Regions from separate parts of the Mus musculus genome. Here all the other regions are linked to region 3. The links are chromatin loops, found by intact Hi-C in ENCODE. Cell type or tissue: heart. All regions are shown on one strand. Region 1 holds the start of Ndufb6 (NADH:ubiquinone oxidoreductase subunit B6). Region 2 holds the start of Topors (topoisomerase I binding, arginine/serine-rich). Region 3 holds the start of Aco1 (aconitase 1).

Region 1 (2,500 bases), 140 kb after region 3:
AAGAAACCAACCAACCAACCAAGACTTTGTACAACTACTACTTCTACTTCTACCACAATTACTGGAAGGAGCTGAAAGCAATTCCCACACAATGTTCGCTACTCATCATTGATGTGATTTAATAGCAGTCTCCAAGAAAATATCTGGAATCCTTACAATAAAAAGCAGTCCTTGAGTGAACGGTTTTTCTGCCTGGAGGTCATGGAATGCAATTTAAAAGTAACTAAAAGTGTGTTAAACGTACACAGTGATGCGTAGAAAGGGAGCTTTAGAGTCTGACAAAGCATACCAAATAGAACCCTGTCTTCTGTTGCGACCCCATGGGGCTGTACTATACCAGCTGGCCAGTCTCTGGCACCTCAACCCTACCCACCGCGTAAGTGTTCTCAAATACTGAAATCACAGCCTGTGATCTCAGTTAATTCTGACCAGTTTAACCCGAGAAAAGGTATCTACACTCGAAAGAACTGCATGTGCGGCGAGCGTCTTGTAAAACCTAAGACCCGACTTCTCAGTACACCTGACAGCCACCTGCTCCTGGACTCCAGACCCCAGCCCTGAACAATAGCGACCTGACAGCGTCTCCGCTAAACCTGAGCCCCTGGACTGATTGTCCCTTGGGGCCCTCCCGGGTATGCGGGCTCTGGACAGGGTTGGGCCTTGATGGAACTGAGAGGAGTGGGCTGGGAGGCTTGGCCAGGCTGCGACCCGGGGTGGGAACCCGGACACCCGTGTGGCTCATCACTCACCATGTTCTTCCACACGGCCCCGTCCCGCAAAAAGTTATCCCAGAATCGCTCCAGGGGCCACATCCTGCGCGGGGGCAACACGGGCTCCCGGGGACTCAGCTCCTGGTCCTTCAGCCATCGTCTCCTTAGCTCCCGCAGCTGCTGCAGCCGCAGCTTCTCATCCGGCGTGTACCCTGACATGTTGCCGACGAGCCTACACAGGACCGGTCACTGACCTGCCCCTCCCGCTCCGCAAAGCGACCTTGAGGCGCCTGGAAGCGGCGCGGAGTGATGACGCCACACCAGCCCCGCCTCTGGGGGCGGGCCGACTCCTTCGCGGAAAGCAGGCTCTGCTCATGCGCAAAGCCCTCTCTTGGACCCTGGGTTTTAACAACCTGGGTTAAGTATGAGCTCAGGAAGGTCCCTGAGTTAAGAACTAAGTGGGCGGTGTTGGAAAGTGTGAGAAGTCCTGGGGCTAGGGTTCAGAGAAAGAACTTGTAGGGGAGGGGACCGGAAGAACAAGGACGATGGTTTAGCGAACCTCTGCCTCGCCCCCTTGAATTCTCTTCTTGACCGAGAGACACTTGCGTCCGAATTTGGCTCCCACCTCTTTCGTAACCCGCTAAGTAATCTTGAGCGCCTATCTCGGTTTTCTTCCCTCTCTGTACTGCAGAAATAAAGAGCACCTTATTTGGGAGGCTTCCATAGGCTCGCTCACTCTTTGATTCTGCCGGCCCACTTTGTAAGACATCCCAAAGGTATGGCAGTAAAAATTTGTAGGGGTGTGCACGAATATTCGTCACAACACGATATGTAATAGCAAAACATTGAAAAATCACCTCCCAGATTTCAGAATAGAGGATTAGTGGGAAAGCTTATAGTACTGTAAAGCATTGGTATGCTACTGCCATAAATGAGCCTTCTATTCATAACTGGAGTAACTTCTACAATCTATTGATAAGTTAAAAAAATAAATAAGTAAATAAAACCAACTACACCAAGTATGCTACCTTTTATCCAAAAGCAGGGAGAGTAGTAGTGATACTAAATATATATACATGCTCTGAAAATTTTAGAGTAATAAATGAAAATAATTTTGTTATTTGTATTTGGTTTTGGAGACAAGATCTCATGTTGGCTTTGAAATTGCTATTTAGGGAGACTGGACTTAAACTCCGAATTCCCCTGCCTCCACTACTCATGAGCTAGATGAAGTACACCAGTATGCCCAACCTAACTACTGCTTCAAACACCACCACCAATATTATATAGGGAAGATAGGATAGACACAAAAGTAGGAACTAGGGAGTTTGGAGGTGGCTTAGCGGTTAAGAACACTTACTGCTCCGTCAGAAGACTGAATTAGGAGAATCTAGCTACATGGTGGGGCTTCTGGAACCTGAGTGTTCTCCAGCAGAGAAGAATATGATTTATAAGGCTCTCTCTAGCGAACCAGAACTGGGGAAGTTTCTAAGACCAGTAAGCAACTTGATTAGCAGGTTTCTCTGGTCAAAGATGAAAACATTTCAGCATCAGTAAGTATGAATTGAATGATTTTTAAAATATAAAACACGTCACACATAACCAAGTCAAAATACTTTATTAAAAAATCTCGTTTTTGATTTTTGGATGATTTTTTTAAAGATTTTATTTATTTTGTGTGTATGAGTACACTGTCGCTGTCTTCAGACACACCAGAAGAGGGCATTGGATCCCATTATAGATCATTGTGAGCCACCATGTGGTTCCTGGGATTTGAATTCAAGACCTCT
Region 2 (2,500 bases), 130 kb after region 3:
GGCTACAAAAGTCCCTGCCCCAAAATAAAAGGGGTGAGGGTTGCTTGGAAGCTAGCCCCGTGAAAGCCTCTCCTTCTAGATACGCATTGAGTGTGACTGACTGAAGAGCCCTGCACTTTGCATTCCATCTATTTCCAAACCCTCAAATCCTCTCAAACGAAACACTCTACCCTGTACTAGCTCAACTCTTAAGACACATACGTTTTTTCCTTCTTTCTCCACTTTAACATAGGACGGTGCCCAGTAGAACTGCTGCTTCCCAGTTCCGGTCTTAATCTCCGTGCCTTCAATCCCGTAACTGCCCCTCTCCAGTCTACCAATCAGAATCAGCAGCCCATGAGCAAAGGGCACTAACTAGATGTGTAATAAAGTCACAAGGCATACAAGCCCTGCCCACAATGTGTAGCACTGCACAACTCCTCTAGCCTTAACAGCTTCCTTAGTCCAAAACTACTGTCTCGGATGGAAAGACAACCACACCATGCATGTTACATAAACACGACCAACTGAAATGCTGATCCCATTTCACAGACAGGGTCCAGGGCTGGGGACCTACCAAGGTCACACTTCCTAACAGTGGCAACTGTTTTGCGCCGACACACAGCTCTATCCCGTATTCAGTTGCGCTCCAGCCCTTCAGGCAGTGCAGGGAGACACTCCCCTCGCTTGCCCACCGGTGCCGATCCACAGGTGCCCTGCAGCGTGGCGACCCCAGCCCTTGGGAGCTCCGGGTGGAAGAAGGCCCAGACCACAGGGCTGCTCCAGGGCCTACTGGAACCCCTCACCCATTGTTCCCGGCCGACTCACCTCCGAGGACGCGGTGGCAGGAACCGCTGGGCCGTTGGAAGCCAGCTCCCGCCGGCTCAGTAAGCTCGGCCGGTGGCGGCAGGATCCGCGAAGGCGTACCCGGCGGCTTCGGCGCCTCCCCTCCTCGGCAGGCACCAGAGGGGGCGCTTCACCCTCCTCGCGAGACAGCGGAGACCCCGGTGGCGGCGGCTGCGACCCCTATGACGTAGAACGTTCATCACCCACAGGCAGTTTGGAGGCGGAGAGAAGGCGAGACCAACCCCCCGAGCCCGCGCAGCAAAACACCGCTCCTCCACCCCCTTCCCCCGAGCTCTGGGCGCATGCGCCAAACCGCTGCCGCACGCAGGAGGCGGGACGTTACGGCACAGACCCCGGACCCTGCCCTGCCCCCACCGCGGGGGGGCACAGCACAAACTCCACAATCACAACCAAATATGCAGAAAGGCTGCCTCAGTATCAGTGGAACCTCACAAACTTCAACAAGTTGTTAGGATTCTCTATGGTGCCACGGGAACTGGACTGAGCTCCCAGAGCACCCTGGTCCTTCCGTCTATTTCAGCTGGGTTGACCATCAGGCATTTCTTTTACCCCGCCATAACTCCCTGCGGCCCGCTTCCCTCTTTCCACTCTCGGAAATCTACACTAAAAATGTATCTGACACATCTGCGCCCAAAGCCGAGCGGCCCAGCCTCTGCCGGCCAGGCTTCCACTCTGCACACCACCAGCATCCTGATAGTTGGCCTGCCAAGCTGCCTTTCTCGGGACTTAGTATTTCAAACTTGCTGCAGTCCCAAGCATTCGACAAACTGCCCGTCAACACTTGTTGGCCGGCAGATCCACCATGCGGGCTACCTGTACAACATATTTGAAAAGATTTCCAGCCATCAGCGATAATATTCTGTTTGTTCTTGGTGAACGGCTCAACTAACAGTTCCCAACGATGTTTTTGTTACGTAAAAGATGTTTAAGTCAAGCATAAACATATGAAGGTCTATCCGCATTTGGTGGAAACCGATGTGGGTGTGGGACGGCAACTTTGATTCTTCCACCGTGGACTATTTTCCAATAAACTTTTATATGCACACGATGGCACACTATCTTGTATTAATACCGCACTGCAAATGCAGGATAAAGCAGTTAAGGAATTCCTATGTGAGCGCAAAAAAGGCGCGATCTTCACATTTTCTCTTTTATTCCCTCTGCTGCCTGAAAGGCGGGCTAGGCCCGGATCACGTGATGTGTTCCAACTCCGGGCGGAAGCCCGCGGGAGCGCGCAGAGTCCCGCTGAAAAATGGCTGCTGCATCGGGGTGCAATGCGCCCGCGAGCAGGCTGTAGGGCCCTTGCCACCCCGTCCCCGCTGCTCCCTTACCATGAGGCCGATGAGTCGCCGAAGCCTGGACTGGACTTACTCCCTGGTAGGTACCGAGCAGAGCGGAGCTCCAGAGCGCACCATGGCAGGGCCCGCGAGCCGAAGGTAGACTGTTGGCTCGCAGCTTGGAACTCCAGAACCCATTCCTAAATTGAGCGTTCACGCCCTGCCCTCGGCTCCGCCTCTTCCTGGAGGACACGCTTTTCCGCCTCTGACGTCAGGGGTTGCAGGCCTGCTTGCCTCTGGGCTGCACTGTGTTAGAGGCATGTGATGCCTTTCCACCTGTAGCTGCTTGCTCGGGCTACACAGGGAAAGGACCCGGC
Region 3 (2,500 bases):
AAGTTTTATATATAGAAAGTTTGCATTCTGTGTAAGCTACAGACATGTTGAAGTGTGCTCCTGATGTATACTTCCTGTGCTTTGAGCTAGTAATAACGGAGAAACTGCCTTTTATAAGAGCTGGGTGTGGTGGGACAGAACCTGCAGTCCCGGCACTTTAAAGGTAGATGTAGGGAGTCCAAGGTCTGGGGAGTTCCACCAAACAATGAGCTCTAAGCCTGCCTGGGGCCCATGAGTATCTGACTCAAAAATCAAACCAAAAACCCCAAACAACTAAACCCTCGGGAAGAAATCTAAAACAAAACAGTAGTTGGGGTAGGAATAGGAAGTGAAGGGCAAGGTGGAGGAGGTGGGGGACACTGGAAGAGGCACTCAGAAAACGTACTTACCACCCAGCATTTAAAAGAAAGGTGGCGTTTTGTGTGCCAACTTGACACAAATTAGTCATCAGAGAGGAAGGAGTCTCAGTTGAGAAAATGCCTCCATGAGATCCAGCTGTAAGGCATTTTCTCACCATTTTCTCAATGGGAGAGGGCCCAGCCCATGGTGAGTGGTCTCACCTAGGCTGGTAGTCCTGAGTTCTATGATAAAGCAGGCTGAGCAAGGCATGGAAGCAAGGCATTAAGCATCACCCCCACGGCCTCTGCATCAGTGCTTGCTTCCAGGTTCTAGCCCTGCTTGTGTTCCTGTCCTGACTTCCTCCAGTGAATTGGAAGTGTAAGCCAAATAAACCCCTTTCTCCTCAGCTTGCTTTTTGGTCATGGCGTTTCATCGCAGCAACAGAAATCCTAAGGCTCCCTACGTTAGTCAGGCAGTTACATGTCACACTCTGCCCCTCGTGAGGGACAGTCAGCCTTCTCCACGCTCCAAAAGAGGAAAAGCCTAGAAATCGGCTCTACACTTCCTGGGACTGAGCCACTAGCAAAGCTAGATGCAGCCTCGGGGCCCAGTTTCTCCCGCCTATGGGGAGGAGCCACGAAGATCAATAGCCTTCAGCTTCGGGCCTTCGGGCCTAGGAGGTACAGAGGGGTGGAGCAGGTCCTAGGCTCCGCCCCCGTCCGTGGCCACGAGTCTCTTGTTCTAGGGGTGGGACGGTGCCCAGCCCCTAAACCTGGCCATGTAGGGGCCTGGGACTCGTCCCTCGGTATGGTCTGCCTTCAGGCTCTGGAAAGAAGAGGTGTTCCCAAGCTCTGCCCCTTGGCCGCAACCTCAAGTCAGATCTGGGCCTTGGGGCGGAATAGGCCCTAGACTCCGCCCATCTGCCAAGATCGGAAGGTTCCGAAGGGAGGGCGCACCCGGACTAGACTGCAAGCTTCAGCCATCGCTTGCAGCTTCTAGAGGGAGGAGGTGCCCAGGCTCCGCCCCTCGGGGGGCGGAGTGAGGCCCGGGCCCCGCCCCTCTCCCGCAGCAGCTGGTTCCGGCCCGCTCTCCACCGGTCCCGCCTCGCTGCCGGAGCGTCCGGAGGACCGCTCAGTGGGAGGAGCGCGGAGTCGGCCTGGGACATTGCTAGCACCCGCCTGTGTGCTCCGGGAACTGCACTGTGAGCGGTGAGTACCACGCGGCCCCGGGGCGTCCGTGCAGGCCTTTCCCACGGGTGCAGACCCGAGGACACGGGGAGAGCTGCGGGGAGGCGGTGGAGCTGGCTCCTGGGGTGACCTCTCTACTCGCTCCCCAGCCTGCGTCGCTCTGGACTGGGAGTGGCTCTACTCGGCGCCCCGGGAGTTCTCGCCTTGGTGTGAGGGCCGCACCGCCGGGGTGTCATTGTGCCAGGCCCAGCCCACGGGATAGAAAGGAACGATTGTGCCCGGCAGATTGGAGTCCCCAGCACGGGGCGAAGGCAGGCGGGGTGAGGGTAAGAGCCCCCTCAGTGGAAGGGCATAGAGTCCAAGGTGATTGATTGAGAAACCCAAGGAGAACGGGACTGTACCACTCTGGCCAGCCCAGTGCACTAGAACCGCAGATCTCCCTGCAGCACGCATGACAGCCTCCCAGCAGAAGTTGCCGAACTTTTGCATTTAGGACCGGCAGCGCGCCTAAAGAACCTTTGTTATATAGATTGTACCTATTGATTTTTGCAGTGTATAAATACAGCGTATAGACACTTAATATACTTAATTCAGATAGACCGATTCTGTAGTTTCCAAAACACTGTTATTAAGAATGGCATTCTTTAACCTTCCTGCAAATCTCTGCTTAGAAGACACTCAGCCTGTTGCAGTATGACAGGTCATGTAGCTTCTGAAGACTTTTAAGTATATTGGTGAAAATGTAACATTGTATTGCTTAAAGAGTGGTTTTGACCGTCCAAACACCTGCGCCTGTGTTTCTCTGCAGCATACTTTAGAACCACCGAAGTAGCCAGTGCTTAGGAGGCATAGTTCACTGGGTTTGCCACTTTATTTATGGTTCTTCCATTCCGCACCGTGGAGGAGTTAACCTCTGATACCCAGGAGCACTCTGGACCTCACTTTCCAACGGAATACGAGATCCCCACAGTTGG

What was found. Peaks named below come from ENCODE experiments on the same cell type or tissue, not always from the same donor. Only the 100,000 strongest peaks of a DNase experiment are listed, where the experiment ranks them.
Region 1: a loop joins it to region 3, with 4 times the contacts of the local background. A loop is called at or near these places in 33 of 42 quality-filtered maps.
Region 2: a loop joins it to region 3, with 3 times the contacts of the local background. A loop is called at or near these places in 13 of 42 quality-filtered maps.

Annotation. Positions count from the first base shown.
Region 1 is chr4:40,278,409-40,280,908 of GRCm38, forward strand. Ndufb6 (NADH:ubiquinone oxidoreductase subunit B6) reads right to left here and starts at 1,013. Exons shown (of 4, transcript NM_001033305.3): 1 at 750-1,013. The coding sequence starts at 929. In heart, no CTCF peak of the experiment used is centred here; a DNase peak (open chromatin) is centred at 1,033; H3K4me3 peaks cover 1,801 bases; H3K27ac peaks cover 1,441 bases.
Region 2 is chr4:40,267,497-40,269,996 of GRCm38, forward strand. Topors (topoisomerase I binding, arginine/serine-rich) reads right to left here and starts at 2,345. Exons shown (of 3, transcript NM_134097.3): 1 at 2,178-2,345; 2 at 808-1,005. The coding sequence starts at 2,180. Smim27 (small integral membrane protein 27) reads left to right here and starts at 2,083. Exons shown (of 2, transcript NM_001349093.1): 1 at 2,083-2,223. The coding sequence starts at 2,179. In heart, a CTCF peak has its summit at 948; DNase peaks (open chromatin) are centred at 1,105 and 2,345; H3K4me3 peaks cover 2,500 bases; H3K27ac peaks cover 2,410 bases.
Region 3 is chr4:40,141,995-40,144,494 of GRCm38, forward strand. Aco1 (aconitase 1) reads left to right here and starts at 1,271. Exons shown (of 21, transcript NM_007386.2): 1 at 1,271-1,547. In heart, no CTCF peak of the experiment used is centred here; DNase peaks (open chromatin) are centred at 1,017 and 1,207; H3K4me3 peaks cover 2,197 bases; H3K27ac peaks cover 2,005 bases.